2 separate regions of the Homo sapiens genome follow, and region 2 is linked to region 1. Evidence: read pairs that join two places in POLR2A ChIA-PET (ENCODE). Cell type or tissue: MCF 10A. All regions are shown on one strand.

What was found. ChIA-PET counts read pairs that join two places held together with the same protein. Peaks named below come from ENCODE experiments on the same cell type or tissue, not always from the same donor. Only the 100,000 strongest peaks of a DNase experiment are listed, where the experiment ranks them.
Region 2: POLR2A ChIA-PET joins it to region 1 with 7 read pairs; 2 of 35 experiments call an interaction of 5 or more read pairs at or near these places.

What each region holds. Positions count from the first base shown.
Region 1 is chr5:137,800,479-137,808,478 of GRCh38, reverse strand. It overlaps the pseudogene NPY6R. Among named protein-coding and RNA genes, the nearest start is that of HNRNPA0, 50 kb to the right of the region's middle. In MCF 10A, no CTCF peak of the experiment used is centred here; no DNase peak of the experiment used is centred here.
Region 2 is chr5:137,950,168-137,958,167 of GRCh38, reverse strand. FAM13B (family with sequence similarity 13 member B) reads left to right here. Exons shown (of 24, transcript NM_001385994.1): 14 at 1,626-1,691; 15 at 3,792-4,002; 16 at 4,703-4,832; 17 at 5,459-5,540. Among named protein-coding and RNA genes, the nearest start is that of PKD2L2, 65 kb to the right of the region's middle. RefSeq lists a silencer at 3,761-3,961. In MCF 10A, no CTCF peak of the experiment used is centred here; a DNase peak (open chromatin) is centred at 3,857.

The DNA of each region.
Region 1 (8,000 bases):
TGCACATGACACACACCAAGGTATCAGAGAGGGAGAGATTGGCAATCAGTATGCTGGTGAAATTCTGAGCTTTTCTCTGCTTCTTAAAGATGATGATGATGAGAGAGAGGTTTCCAAAAAGGCCCACAATTAAGACCACAGTATAGGCTATGCATAATAGGAGTAAAGCTGGAGAAGGGGGTTGACAGGACTCAAAGTAAAAAAATGCCGAGTTGTTGTTCTTTGTGCTGGTTGTATTAGATGCTGGGTGGTTTAGGGAAACTTCCATTGTGTCAGGATTGTAAGAAGAGATTTTCTAAGCTTATTTGTGTTGTGGGTGGATATTTTGGCCATTAGTTCTTGGAAGGCACCTTGTTGTGAGGCATCCGACGAGAAATTAGTAGGGTTTAATCTTCCCTGATCTGTGTCTGTATTTGATGGAAACATGTGAATGACTTGAGCGTGCTCTTGAGACCCTAAAAAATGAAACAGAACCCAGAATATCAATGCAAGTTCTTAATATGGATAATTCTCTAGTGGTAGCAAAGCCCCTGAGAGGACATAGAACAAATATCCAGGGGATCTCTGTGTACCTTTACCCTCCTCTCAGCTCATCTCAGGTGCTTTCTTTGTCCCGCTAGTATAGTCTTCAGAGCTAGTGAGGCAAGGAATGTAACAGCATCTTGTTAACTATAGAAGCAGCCAAATGTGTTTCTATCCCTATCAACTTCTGCTTTTTTTTTTTTTTTGAGATGGAGTCTCGCTCTGTCACCCAGGCTAGAGTGCAGTGGTGTGATCTCTGCTCACTGCAACTTCCACCTCCCAGGTTCAAGCGGTTCTCCTGCCTTAGCCTCCCGAGGCAGGAGACAGGGACTGCAGGAGACTGGGACTACAGGTGTGTGCCACTATGCCCAGCTAATTTTTTGTATTTTTTGTATCTGTAGTAGAGACGGGGTTTCACCATGTTAGCCAGGATGGTCTCGATCTCCTGACCTCGTGATCTGCCCACCTCGGCCTCCCAAAGTGCTGGGATTACAGGCGTGAGCCACCATGCCCGGCCAACTTCTGTATTTTTTTAGGGTCACCTGAGTATGCACACACTTGCTTCAATGGACTATAAAAAGTCAGGAGGATAGGGATTGTGCTTTGGAGGCCTGAGTACTGTGTTTGAAGTTGGGTTCTGTTATGGTTTGTTTGAATGTTTGTGTTCCCTCCAAAATTCATGTTGAAACTTAATCCCCAATGCAACAGTATTAAGAGGTAGGGCTTTTAGGAGGTGACTAGGCCATGAGGGCTCTGCCCTCATGAATGGATTAGGGCCTCATAAAAGGGCTTTGTAAGGGCAAACTCATTCCTTTTATAAGGAGACCCTAAGTGAGTTTGCCTCTTCTGTCCCTTCTGCTGTGCGAGTATACAGCAACAAGGTGCCATTCTGGAAGAGAAGAGCCCTTACCAGACACTGAACCTTTTGGTGCCTTGATCTTGGACTTCCTAGCCTCCAAAACTGTGAGAAATAAATTTCTATTGTTTATAACCTTGTGATATTTTGTCTGTGTTATTTTGTTAAAGCATCACACATGGACTAAGACAGGTTCCAGTTGGAGCATCACTTCTTGGTATTTGTCTGACTTTGTTGTAGGTCAGTTACCCTTCCTCCTCTGTTTTCTTATCTGTAAAATGGGGATAAATAATCTCTATCTATCTGAGTAGTTGTGAAGATTAAGTGAGAACACACATCTAAATTTGTCCCTCAGCCCCAACATAGAGCACATAGTAGGTACTCAGTATATGTATGTTGAATAAAATTTGTCAGCTCTACTGCCCAGAGCCAGTCTACAGCCTTTAGTTTGGGGGCCAGAATTACAGAACATATCTGCTATGGAATAGCATGTGCCTTCTCCTCTTTTCACTTCTTCCACTCTCTGGGATTGAAGCCATAGGCAGTTTCGGGGTACATTGCGGATTTTGGAGATTAAGGCAAGGAAGGCAGCCAGCGTCTAGTGAGCTATTACCCAGAATTAACTTCATTTAAAAAGCATTCCTCCAATTCTTCCTTCCTCCAGATGCTTTCTTCTTCTAACTTCTAGAGGAAAGGCAGGCTCTGGTTCTATGGCTCAGCATAGTTTAGGGTGGTTATATTCAGTAGAATTATTCATACCGGGATGTACAACAGGCTTGAAGGATTCCCTGCCATTCAAAGTGCTGGGATTTCTGGCCCAAAGAGAAAACATTGAAAGACAGCAAAGGCGGAGGTGGGGGGGTACTCCTCATCTTGGTTTATTCTTTAGTAGTTTGAAGAAAACAACATAAATAACATTGATAAAGGGAACTGAGCAATAGGAATGAAAGGGAATGCAATTTTGTTTGCTGTTTGAAATTATGATGGCCTCTTCTCACGTTCTTTCTGAGATCTAAGGCTTAGCAGTTTCTTACTGGAAAGAAATCACCTTAAGAATAGTTAGGTCTGTCATGGTTTCAACAATGGATAACACAATGAGGAACAGCATAAAAATACCACAGATGAACTGGGCGTGGTGGTGTACACCTGTAGTCCTAGCTACTCGGGAGGCCGAGGAGGGAGGATCCAAGGAACTGATCTGTGGCTTAGACGTGTTAAAAGAAAAACTTAAGCTGAATTAAATTTGAAGGAGTTTAATTGAGCAATGAACGATTTGTGAATCAGGCAGCCTCCAGAATTACAGCAGATTCAGAGAGACTCCAGGGATGCCTCGTGGTCAGAACAAATTTATAGATCAAAAAAAGGGAAGTGATGTCCAGAAATTGGAGGTGAGGTACAGAAACAGCTAGATTGATTACAGGTTGACGTTTACCTTCTTTGAACATAGTTTGAATGCTTAGCAGTCTATGAGTGGTTGAAGTATGGCCGCTGGGATTGGCTAAGACTCAGCTATTGTTACAGGTGCATACTCCTAGGTTAGGTTTTCAATCTTGTCTGCCTATTAAGCTAGGTTACAGTTCATCCACAGGGACTCAAATGTAGAAGTACAGAGTCCTTCTCAGGCTATATTTAGTTTGCTTTAACACGTGCTATGTGGTAATAAGAGAAATAGCAAAATTTATAAATAATGGTATTCAAAAGGAAAGTTTAAGGCCTGGATGACTCATGAGACCCAGAGTTCACAGATATTGGCTGAAGGAGAATTTCAAGTAAAATTTAAGCTCTCTATACAGTTGATAGATTAGAACTATACATGAGAGACAGAAAGCTTTGATTGCTAATTAGAGGCCTCCTACCAAGCAAGCCTCACTTAAAGGAGGATAGGAATGAAAGGAAATAGGCATTAACTGCATATGTAGTTGAGTAAACTAGAATGAGCACTAGATTTTGTGTCAGGAGACATGTCCTGTTGTTTACTAGCTGTTTGATCTGGGGCAAGGCACTCTCCTCTTGGCCTCAATTTCTTTATCTGTCAAATGAAATAAAAAATAGCCTCCCTACTTCATACCTTGTTATAAAGGCCAATGAAATAATATATTTAAAACATTTTAAGAGGATTGAAAAACGACCTATCGGGTAGTATCCTTGTTACCTGGGTGATGAAATAATCCATACACCAAACCCCCATGACATGCAATTTACTTTTTTTTTCTTTTTTCTGAGACGGCGTCTTGCTCTGTCGCCAGGCTGGAGTGCAGTGGTGCAATCTTGGCTCACTGCAACCTCTGCCTCCTGGGTTCAAGTGATTCCCCTGCCTCAGCCTCCTGCGTAGCTGGGACTACAGGCACACACCACCACACCTGGCTGATTTTTTTTTGTATTTTAGTAGAGACAGGGGTTTCACCATGTTGGCCAGGATGGTCTCGATCTCCTGACCTCGTGATCTGCCCACCTTGGACTCCCAAAGTGCTGGGAGTATAGCCGTGAGCCACCGTGCCCAACCAACATGCAAGTTACCTATATAACAAACCTGCACATGTGCCCCTGAACTTAAAAGTTTTTTAAAAATTAAAAAAAATTGTATAAACTGTTAAACACTGTTCAAACCCAAGTGCTCATTATTGTTGTTGTTATTCTTGTTGCATGTCTCAGACACTTGGACTGAACTGATCTAATCCTCATCCTCCAAAGAGCTATGAGTGCTTTCATATCTGCTATGCTATTTATTTTTCCATCACCAGTTGTGTTAGGGAGGAGTGGGATTGTTATAGTTCCATTTCATAGAGGAAAAAACCAAAGTACAGAAAAGTCCAAGGAGTTAGCTAAAACCAAACAAAACCAGAAAAGTCTTGTGTGTTTTTTCTTCCAAGCTCTTATTATTTACAAGAAAGAAAAGCTTCCTATGAATCCTGCAGGTTTTCTCTTTACAGATGTGAAAACTCATATAATTTTGCAGGGTTCCTAGCAGATAAAGATGAGAATAAACATCGAGAGCTCTTGTGTTGCCTATTCTTGTCAATCTGGGCTGACTTCATAGTGAATGGGGATTACTCAAAATCCTGCAACAGCAGGCTTGAAACTGGGTGGCAATTCTTCTGCTCTCCTGTATTCTGATTAGTAGCAAAGTACAAATTAGCTCCCCAGTCTATAAATTCCTATCTCAGCTTGGAGCTCAGAAAAGCCTATAGATCTGAAGGGCCTCATCTTAGGAGGGAATCAAAGGAGAGTGCTGGAGTTACATTATCTAGTACCCTCTACACAATACAGAGAAGATTAAATAGGAAAATGGCCAAATTTGGGCTTTAAATGGCAATGTGGGATTTACACTTTATGTAACTGGTAACTATTAAGTTAAAATATTTAAATCCTGCCTATCTGGAAGCAAAATAATACTAAGCCCTGTTCATAAAAAAATTCTTGGGATTCATTTCTATTTTAGGAGAGTTCATCTTTGGCTTGTTTGGTTGGAATTGACCCATGGAAGTGAGATCTCAAATTATCAAGTGACATTTTACTAAAAAATATCAGTAGCATATGGCAGCAGTTAATCCTAAACCTTCAACTTGATTGTATCTAGCTCATGAGGCACCTGCCTTGAACTGATTCAGTTTATGCCTTTTAACATAAAAGTACAACAGTATGTTAAATTTTTTGGGTAGTTTTGTGTTTAAAAGTTTCAAGATGAACAAAATAAGAGCATAATTCCACCAAAGTTTTTATGTACATGTTTATTTCTGCATCTGAATGTCATTTTGTTAGTGTGTATCTTTCTTCTGTCTCTTTATTCATAAAATTCTTTTTTTGAGGGGGAGAGAGCTGGGGGTAGAGTTTGTGTGTGTCTGCCTTTTGGTCTGTCTGTTTTTTTCCTTACCATTTACTCTCTTCCTCTCTTTCTGTCCATCTGTCTTATTCTTTACTCTTGTTTTACCCCTTTCCCTTAATTGTCCATGGCATAGAAAAATTATATTTTACATTATTTGTTCTATTTCATTTGGGGCTATGGTGCTTTGATCTGAAAGAGACTATAAAGGTCCTCTAATATATTCCTTTCATTTGACAGATATTGCAGCATTGCAGTTAAATATTAGCAGAACAGGGACCAGAGCCCAAGTCTTCTGGCTTCCAGAGAGTTCCGTGTTCTTTCCACAATTTTCTATTGCCTCCTGTTTTATATTTCTTATATCAAGTTCTGTATTTCCTGTCGTTAATTTTAAAAGCAAAGAAGTAGAATATTTTCTATTCGTTCTATATGAACAAAATTCTGTTATGTAACTTCAGAGAGTTGTGGCTTCAGAGAGTTTGTACATCTCCCAACCCCCAAGTATATATGTGAGGAGCCCAAAATGGGGTAGGACCACACTGTGAGCATCTCCCATAGAATTCTCTCTCCTTTTTCTTAAATCTCTAAGAGTACAGATTCTATGGTTGTGCTGATGCAGATAACGTCTCATAGTCTTCAGGGCTTAATGATTTTTAAAGTACTGCATTGTTCATTAATTAATTCATCAATAATTCATGTGCTGACAAGGCTTGCTATCTTACTTGATCTCTACAGCAGCCCTGTACTCTAGATAGGAATGATACTTTATTTCTGATTTACAAACATGGAAACTAAGATCCAGTGACTGACTCATGGTTGTGTAGTTAGCTGCAGAGCCAGGAACAGACGTCTACTTCCTAAATCGTATACAAGGCAATATTTCTAGTTTATTTGGTCATTTCATTTTTTAAAAGATCAGTCAAATAAATCATTTGTGTTCCATGAAAACAAATAGACTAGAATCTCTGTAAAGGTACATCTTAGAGCTTACCCTAAGAACAAAGTACTACATTAAGTAACTGCACTAAGCATCAAGAAACAAATGCCTAATCTCTTACAGCGTTATTAAAAAAGTATAATTGGCCTGGTTATTCAACATCATGCAAACCTCCTTAAGTTATTCAACTGTTCACCCATTCCAAAAATCAAATTTCATATCTATCTGTTGCAGAAGTGTGTGCTGTCTTTTAAGACTTGAGGATTACATTTGACCCAACCATTCTTTTATTACATGTACTTTGATTTTTCTCTGCTGAAAATGGTTTATATGTTTTCTTTCCTTGAATTTGACCATTGCCTGAATCCATATAAAGTGGTAGTGGAAAATATATATGCTTCTCAAAGCTACTGTTTTAAAAACAAGCCAACACAGCTTGTCTGAATTGACTTTTATTTTCTTTGAAGGTTAATAACCGAACTTATCATTTTAGGAATGTGGGGGTTTTCAGTTCTTTAAAATAATAAAACATTGAGTGCATTAAGAAAGGAGATCTCAACTCTGCCAATGAAAATAAGTATACCAGATTTTTAAGATTATTTACTAAAAGATAAAGTAATTAAAACCCCATTGTGCCAATACTAGCTTTTGGTGGTTTCTTTTTATAATTTTCTTACAGTAGTGCATTCTGAAACTGTAGGGTTGTTTTTCAAATCATATATGTAAAAAGGCATCTAGTACAATTTAGCCTAAAAGCACTATATTTCCAATTTTTAATGATCTTCATTTACTTTTTAAAACTGGATTATTCTAACATGAAATACACATTGGATAAACACATTTGCAATATTTTTCTTAAGCATTTTAGAGGTTTGTTTCCCATTTTCTTACCTGTCGGAAATGTCTAGCTCTTTTGCTATTCTCATCTTCTGTTGTTTTCTTTCTTCATTTCCATTATTATAATTTTTTAAAGTTTATCTGTCAAGGATGACATGTTAGCCTTCTCTCAAAAAGTCATAACATCCCCCGTTCCTTCTTGGATTATTTATCCACCAGACAATCTGTAGCTTCACTTCAGACACTGATCCCTGGAGTTGGAATCATTGCACAGAGGATTGAGCTTTGGAATCCAGTGGGCACTGAAGGTCACTGAAGAGCCGGAAGGGAGGAGTCAGAAATCTCAGCAGCAGTGACATGAGGTGGAGCTGTTTAAAAGATATTTTCAAAATGTCACTTTCAGTCATCTTGTAGAGATGATAATAAGAGTGCCTCTTGAAAATCTGTGGCATTTTCTGGCATATATATATGTATATATATATATATATATTTTTTTTTTAAATTAGCACGGCCAAAATCAGACATTTAACTTAAATATTCCTGGAAAATTATTAGTAAACATTAATGGTTGTTCTTAGAGCATTTACTGTTAGTTAAGAGATGGACACATAGAGGGCAGCAGCACACACTGGGGCCTTTCAGAGGGTAGTGGGTAGGAGGAGGGACAGGATCAGGAAAAATAACTAATGGGTACTAGGCTTAATATCTGGGTGATGAAATAATCTGTACAAAAAACGCCCATGACACCAGTTTACCTATGTAACAAACCTGCACTTGCACCCCTGAACTTAAAAGTTTAAAAAAAGAGATGGTGCTATTCCAGATTTTGCAGTAATTTATAAGATTAATGAAGATACTTTTGAAATTGAAATTAATGCCAAGTTTCTGAGCAAGTATGTATTATAAATATAAGATTTTTATCAACTACTTTGGAGCTGACAACAGCTGAGCTGCTTATAGACTATAGATGAAAGTGGGGACTAAAAAGCGCTTTTCCTGTATTTGAAAAATTATTACAAGAAGGGGCC
Region 2 (8,000 bases), 150 kb before region 1:
TATTGTGGCTGAAATAAAAGGAATGGTGGTCGACAGAGCATCCCTTGCAGCATTGCTAGGAAATGAGTCTTCAAAGGAAGCAGCTTGGATTCTGATAAAGCACTTTTGTTTCTTCCTATTAGAAGATGCAGATAAATAGTTCTTTATGATCTTTGGCCTGGGAGTCCTGATTAAATTTTAAACATAGAAGAATAATTGTTTTTCATTGTCTGAAGAGGATAGACCTTCTCTGTCTAGCGTCAGCGTTCTTGAGTCTCCCTGAAAGAGAACCTGATACTGGACTGTCTTTTTTTTCCATGTCAGAATCCAGCACCTATACCTTGGTATAGATAAAGGAGGTAACCTGTAGGCTGCTGATGCCTGATTTTCAGTGCCTGAGCTGCCCTGGTTCAACAGCCTAAACAAGTCTATGTAGGTCCCCTACTTGTTCTTCCAGAAATAGGGGTCCGCAACTTTCAGAAAGCCGACAGTTACAGACACCTGAGCGAACTTCCCAGCCATGAACTGTGCATGTGCTTTGTAGAGTGGCTGTTTGTAGACCATGTTGTTTCTTCTAACTTTGTCACTAATGCAAACATTGATTGGAGTTAGGATATTCCTCCAATTTTTTTTTTTTTTTTTTTTTTTGAGACGGAGTTTTGCTCTTGTTGCCCAGGCTGGAGTGCAGTGGGGCGATCTCAGCTCACCGCAACTTCCGCCTCGCAGGTTCAAGCAATTCTCCTGCCTCAGCCTCCTGAGTAGCTGGGATTACAGACATGTGCCACTACACCCGGCTAATTTTGTATTTTAGTAGAGACGGAGTTTCTCTGTGTTGGTCAGGCTGGTCTCAAACTCCCGGCCTCGGGTGATCCGCCCGCCTTGGCCTCCCAAAGTGCTGAGATTACAGGTGTGAGCCACCGTGCCCGGCCAGGAGTTAGGATATTCTAAATGAAAAAGTCTTATTTATTTAAGAGACCAACTTACTTTAGACCCTGGATACCTTGGAATCAGACATGCTTTGTTTGATGTGACTCTTTGTAGAGAAGTGGGATGACTCCAAATAGAGCCCTATGTCACTATTCCTAAGTACATAGTTTCTGTTTTGTTTTTTCCTCAAAGGATAAGAAAAATAGCAGAATGCAGTAGTAGTTAGCAAGCAGGTAGCACATGACTGTCACCAGTATGAATTTGTAGCAGCTGTTTGCAAAGTTTTGACTTTTAATGGAAGTGGATACCATCTTCAGATTCTCTCCTGCTAACTCTGGAATGAAATGCAGTAGGATTTTTTCAAAGAGCAAACTAAGGGAGATATTTTCCTTTAAAATCATTTACACTGAAAAGCTTCAAACAGTACCTGCTTAAGAATTTCCATTTCTTCAGTTTTATGTTTGAGTTTTAATAAAATAGCACGACTTTGAGTTTTCCCCCCCCTTTTTTGCATTGCTTGCTGAAATGGAAATGTTATGTTTGTGTTTGTTAAAATCTAGTTAGTAGTGATTTCTTTTAATAACGTTTTTGAACAGAATGCCTAACTGGTTTTAGGGAAATGTTTTTGGTATCTTTGGCTTTGTGTTATGTGTATGGTTTGTTCTGACTGTGCTGTGTGTTCACTTTAGTATTTTTTGCCATTTTTTCCATTTTATTAGCGTCATGCCCTATCACTTTTCCCCTCATTGATTTCAAAACAATGCATCTGCAGAGAGATGGGGAGGGTAAGTATGGTTCACCATAGTTTAGTTTTTTTGCCTTTTATGGTTCACTTTGTTTGTCTTTTTATTAAGCCCTTCTCCTGCTGTCCCCATATCTTAGGAAAACTGTTCTGGGTTCAAAGTGAACCCAGAAAAAATTGCTATTACTTTTGTCTTTTCTTAAAATAGGATATTTCTCATAAAATGTTTACTACCAGTTACTTATTTGCTGGGGCACAGGTACAAGGGTTGCTTTGAAAATCACTTTATTGTTGGGTTTATTGTGGGATTGCACGCTTTGTACCCAATTTTTAATTCTCAGATTGATCTGGGCTTCAAAAACAAACTAAATTATGTTCTTATTATTTTGAAAGGAAAGGTAATGCTTTAAATTGCTAATGCATAAAGTTAAACTAAATTACTAAAGCAGCGATCTTAGCTATTGTGTGAGGAAAAAGAAAACATCACTCTTGAATTTTGACACTGTCAAGCCCTCTTTGCATTCATTTTCGCTATTGCTAATAGCCAATAGCATCAAAATTTTTAAGTGTAGTTACTTAAAAAAAAGCTGCCGGGCGTGGTGGCTCACGCTTGTAATCCTAGCACTTTGGGAGGCCGAGGCAGGCGGATCACTTGAGGTCAGGAGTTCGTAACCAGCCTGGCCAACATGGTGAAACCCCATCTCAACTAAAAATACAAATATTAGCCAAACATGGTAGCAGGCGCCTGTAACACCAGCTCCTTGGGAGGCTGAGGCAGGAGAATCGCTTGAACCCAGGAGGCAGAGGTTGCAGTGAGTCAAGATCGTGCCACTGCACTCCAGCCTGGGTGACAGAGCAAGACTCCATCTCTAAAAAAATAAATAAATAAATAAAAAGCTAATGTGTAGATGGGAATTTTTTCTTTCCCTCCTGTGCTTAATGTTGTATTTGGGGTATATTTGTGGATTGTGTGTATGATCTGTATGTGTTCTATATGTAATCAAACATTATATTTGCAAAGACATCAAATGTATTAACATAGCTTTCATTTGAGGGCATACAGGATAACTGCAGTAAAGTAAATGTGCTTAAGAAGGCCTAGTGCTATTAAGTTTTGTCTTAGTAACACTGTTGGGTATTATTAAAATATATATTATACATAGGAATCCTGTAGCAGAAGATAACCATCACAGTTTAATGTTAGAGGCCAGGTGCTGTCAGGTGAATTAGCTCCTCCTTTGGGAATATTAGAATTCTTCTAAAGTCAGAGAACTCCATTTGGTGAGTGTTCCATGTAACATGGGGAACAGCTCCCACTTTTTCTTAATATAGCTATTTGACAGTGAGGGACAGGTCATACACCTGACATCATTTGGCTTTTAAATTAAATTTCTAAGAAAGAACTGTTCAGTTCTTGCTGTTTCTGGTTTTCCCCTACTTGAAAACTAACATTTGTAAATAAAACATCTTTTGAAAAGTTCAGAATTATATTAAATAACATCTTTAGAATTAAATTGAGTTTTAAAGAGCTTGACAATGTCCTTTCTTGCTTTGCCACTGGGTTCAGAAATTTAAATTTATATGGAAATAGAACTCTGGGCTGGGCACAGTGGCTCATGCCTGTAATCCCTGCACACTGAGAGGCTGAGATGGGAGGATCACTTGAGCCTAGCAGTTCAAGACCAGCCTGGCCAACATAGTGAGACCTCGTCTCTACCAACAACAAAAAAAAGAAAATTAGTCAGGCGTAGTGGCAAGCGCCTGTAGTCCCAGCTACTCGGGAGGCTAAGGTGGGAGGATTGCTTGAGCCTAGAAGGTCGAGGCTGCAGTGAGCCACCATCATGACACTGAATTCCAGAGCCTGGGCAGCAGAGCGAGACCTTATCTCAAAAAAAAAAAATTGAACTCTGGACTAAAAAGTGAAGCTTGAATAATTTTAAACTATAGTAGGCTTTATGAAGATTATATATATATATATATACACACACACATGTATGTGTGTGTGTGTGTGTGTATGTGTGTATGTATATATGAACCACTACATAATGATATGATTTAAGGAACACATAGCTGATATTTTGTGACTTTTTTCCCACGTGGAATCAAGAGACCCATGGTACTATTCTTTGTGTTTGTTTTATAGAGCCATTTCCTGCTTTTAAGTCTTGGCAGGAGGACTCTGAGTCTGGAGAAGCTCAGCTGTCTCCACAAGCTGGAAGAATGAATCATCACCCCTTGGAAGAGGACTGTCCTCCAGTATTATCACACCGCAGTTTAGATTTTGGTCAAAGCCAGCGTTTCCTACATGATCCAGAAAAGTTGGATTCCTCATCTAAAGCACTGTCTTTTACTAGGTATATGATTTTTATGTACTTACAAGAGGCAATTCCTATTATGTACCCAAGTCTTTTGAGAGATTTAGTCTTCCAGCCTGGGCTTCAATAGTGAAACTCCATCTCAAAAAAAAAAAAAAAAAAAGAGAGAGATTGAGTCTTCTAGACATAGAATTCAGAGCTTTCTCACTGATTTTATAGAGCACATTTTTGTAAGTTTTGGTTTTTTTTGACCCTGCTGAGTTCAGTGAGGTGTAGCGTTTGAAGTTTGCTCTCAAATAGACATTTTCTCGTGGTGTATTATTCATTTATTTATGTATTCATCGCTGAAATACAGAGCTCTGTAAAGGAAGCAGCAAATGGTGCTGAGCAGTTCCTAATCTTTTTTTATCAAAGCTTTAAATGGATCTGAATGTCAAAAACTTTGTTATGCAGTTTGAACAGTTACAAGAGCTCTGAGCTGCTAGGTATCTTTGTTTCTTTGCTGCCTTTGTCCAAACCAGTTTTAAATGATTCCAAACTGTTTTCATCACCACTTGTATTAGCTAAATTTGTGGTCTGTAACATTACAGTGTTTCTTTATACTACCTGTCCTTTAGTGTTAGGGACTTATTTTTACCTTTAAGATTTACTTATTGCTAATAGTGCCATGTCAGGGCAATAAGAGATACAGTGTTGGTACTTGAAAATTTAACAGTGTTGGCCTTTTGTTTTAATTCAGAATTCGAAGATCATCCTTTAGTTCAAAAGATGAAAAGAGAGAGGACAGAACACCTTATCAGCTGGTCAAGAAACTTCAGAAGAAAATCAGACAATTTGAGGAACAGTTTGAAAGGGAAAGAAATAGCAAGGTAGGTTTGTAGCATTCCCCAGAGTGAGCTTAATCTAATATTAGAACTGAGAGGATAGTTTTTCAAAAGCATTAGTTTAGATCTGTGTGAGAAAGGTAACAAATCTGAGATACCCGGAGGAACAGTGATCATGTAGATCTGAGATTATATAACTCCTTGGTCTCCTGACTTCCAGGCCAGTATTCTTGCCATTTGCACCGTGGCATCTTTATATTTCCACTGGCAAAGCAGCTTTTAGAATTTTTAAAGCAAATACTTTACATTGACAAATCATGTTACTGCTATTTCTGCTCTATCAAAAACTACAAGTACCAAGTGGGGAGGAGAGGGAGTTTGTGAGGGATGGAGTGGAGGAGGGGAAAGAGAATTTTAATAGTTAGAACATATGAAGTGGAAAGAGTCCTGTACTTGGAGTCAGAAGACCCATATTCAAATCTGGCTTCTGCCAGTTACGAGACCTTACCTTGGGAGAACTTGACTTAATATCCTGCCCTATCTAATTAAAATAAGATGAAATGAGAATTGAGCAGTCTTTGCTGTGGGAATTGTAAAATACTATTTGGACATAAATTAATGTAACTATTGCTTATCACAAGTGTCAGTGATTCTGCTCCATAATTTTTCAGCCCTCCTACAGTGATATTGCTGCCAATCCAAAGGTATTAAAATGGATGACAGAGCTTACAAAACTGCGGAAGCAAATTAAAGGTATATTATGTGCCATTTTGTAATATATTTGCATTTTAAAAATTTTTTTATATTAATGTCTGAGAATCACAAATACAACTTTTGATAATTTTAAATCTTGGGCACTGTTTGACAAAAATAAAAGTTACCTTTTTTTGTTTTATTAGGGTCAAAATTGCATACTGTAGTACTGTGTTATAGTACAGTACTGTAGTTCTGTATTATATTTTAAATGTCTTTTTTGTGTTTTTATTAGTAATATCTTTTTGAAAGATACCTGAGATTGTATATTAATAAGTGAACTGATGTTATAAAGTTTATCTAAAATATATTTCAGATATTAAGCAGCTTTGAGTTTTGTTGGATATTTCATTAAGATTTTTTGGTAGGTATTTTCATCTAAGACTAAGAATGTCTAATCACAGTGACTCGTTTATACCACAAAGACTAAATTGTAACTCTTGAATGATAAACTAGGCATTGCATTTCTGGGTGTCAAACCAGTATAGTAATTGTTGAAGTATATTTAGTTTGTGGATGTTTAGTGAGTATGTGTTTTAATAATTATTACTTTAAAAATTATGCAAAATAGGGGTTTATTATCTGGAGCATCACTTTGGTTTAAATTTACTCAATAAAGTTTTTATTTTTATTTTTATTTCTAATTTTTTCGAGACAGAGTCTCACTCTGTTGTCCAGGCTGGAATTCAGTGACGCCATCTCAGCTCACTGCAACCTCTGCCTCCTGGGTTCAAGTGATTCTTGTGCCTTAGCCTCCCGAGTAGCTGGGATTACAGGTGCACGCCACCAAGCCCAGCTAATTTTTGTAATTTTAGTAGGGATGGGGTTTTGCCATGTTGCCCAGGCTGGTCTCGAACTCTTGGGCTCAAGCGATCCCCCTGCCTCAGCCTCCCAAAGTGCTGGGATTATAGGTGTGAGCCACTGCACCTGGCCTATAAAAATAAAAAAATATATATTTTTTATTTTTTTGAGACAGAATCTTGCTCTGTCATCGAGGTTGAAGTGTGGTAGCATGGTCATGGCTCACTGCAGCCTTGAACTGGTGAGCTCAAGTGATCCTTCCACCTCAGCCTCAAGAGTAGCTAGGACTACAGACATGCACTGCCACACCCAGGTAATTTTTTAAAATTTTGTATAGAGTTGGGGTCTTGCTTTGTGCCTGGATTGGTCTCAAACTTCTGGCCTTCAGCAGTTCTCCCACCTCGGTCTTGCAAAGTGTGGGGATTACAAGTATGAGCCACCGTGCCCAGCCCAGTAAAGTGTTAAGTATTTCTGAGGTACTAAATACTTTGTAGACAACTAGGGATATAGCAGTGAACAAGACAGACAGAGTCCCTGCTGTCATGGAGTTTATATTCTTGTGGTTAAGATAATGTTTGCCTCTCTCTCTCTCCTTTTTTTTTTTTTTTTTTTTTTTTGTTTGAGACAGGGTTTTACTCTGTTGCCCTGGAGTGCAGTGGCACGATCTTAGCTCATTGCAGCTTCCACCTCCCGGGCTGAAGCGATCCTCCCACCTCAGCATCCCGAGTAGCTGGGACTACAGGCACATGCCACCATGCCCAGCTAATTTTTTTGTATTCTTAGTAGAGATGGCATTGCACCATGTTGCCCAGGCTGGTCTCAAAACTCCTGGGCTCAAGCCATCTGTCTGCCTTGGCCTCCCACAGTGCTGGGATTACAGGCGTGAGCCACCTCACCCGGCCAAGATAATGTCTCTTAACTCCTCTTTAGAGTATCACTTAATTTTCCCCTATACTTCTGTTAAAGATTTCCTTGTTTAATGCCAATTTCCAGTCATCAGTGAAAATTATTACCTTGATTTTATTAGTAGTTGATACCATTAAATTGTCTAGCATTGGCCTCCTAATTTTCCCATTTTCTTTCACTTTTACTGCTCTGTAGTCCGTCTGCTGCATGGTAGTCAGAATTATCTTTAAAAAAGTCATGTTAGCCTGGGTCCCAGCTACTCTGGAGGCTGAGGCAGGAGGACCACTTAGGCCTAGGAGGTCAAGGCTGCAGTGAGCCATGTTTGTGCCACTGTACTCCAGCCAGGGTGACAGGGCAAGACCCTGTCTCAAAAAGAAAAATAAATAGTCTTACTACTTTCTTTTTCAAGCCCTTCAGTGGGCTTCCACCTAGAATAAAGTCAAAACTCCTTACTGTGGTTTTCAAGGCCTTGCACAGTCTGCCCTTGGCCGATTTTATCACTTTCATCTCTTTTCTGTTCCTCAAACTTGCCAAGCTTTAGGACCTTCACACTGGCTATTGCCTCACTGGGGACAGATGCCCTTCCACTAAATCCTTTGTGCTAGACAAGCTCCTTATTCCGTATTCTACCAGGATGATACTATTCAGAGAGGTCTTCTTTGTCAATCCCGTCCAATGTAGTTGTTCCTCCACAAATTATACTCCTTTTAGCGCTGTGACTCTACCCTGTTTTACCTATAGATCATAGCATTC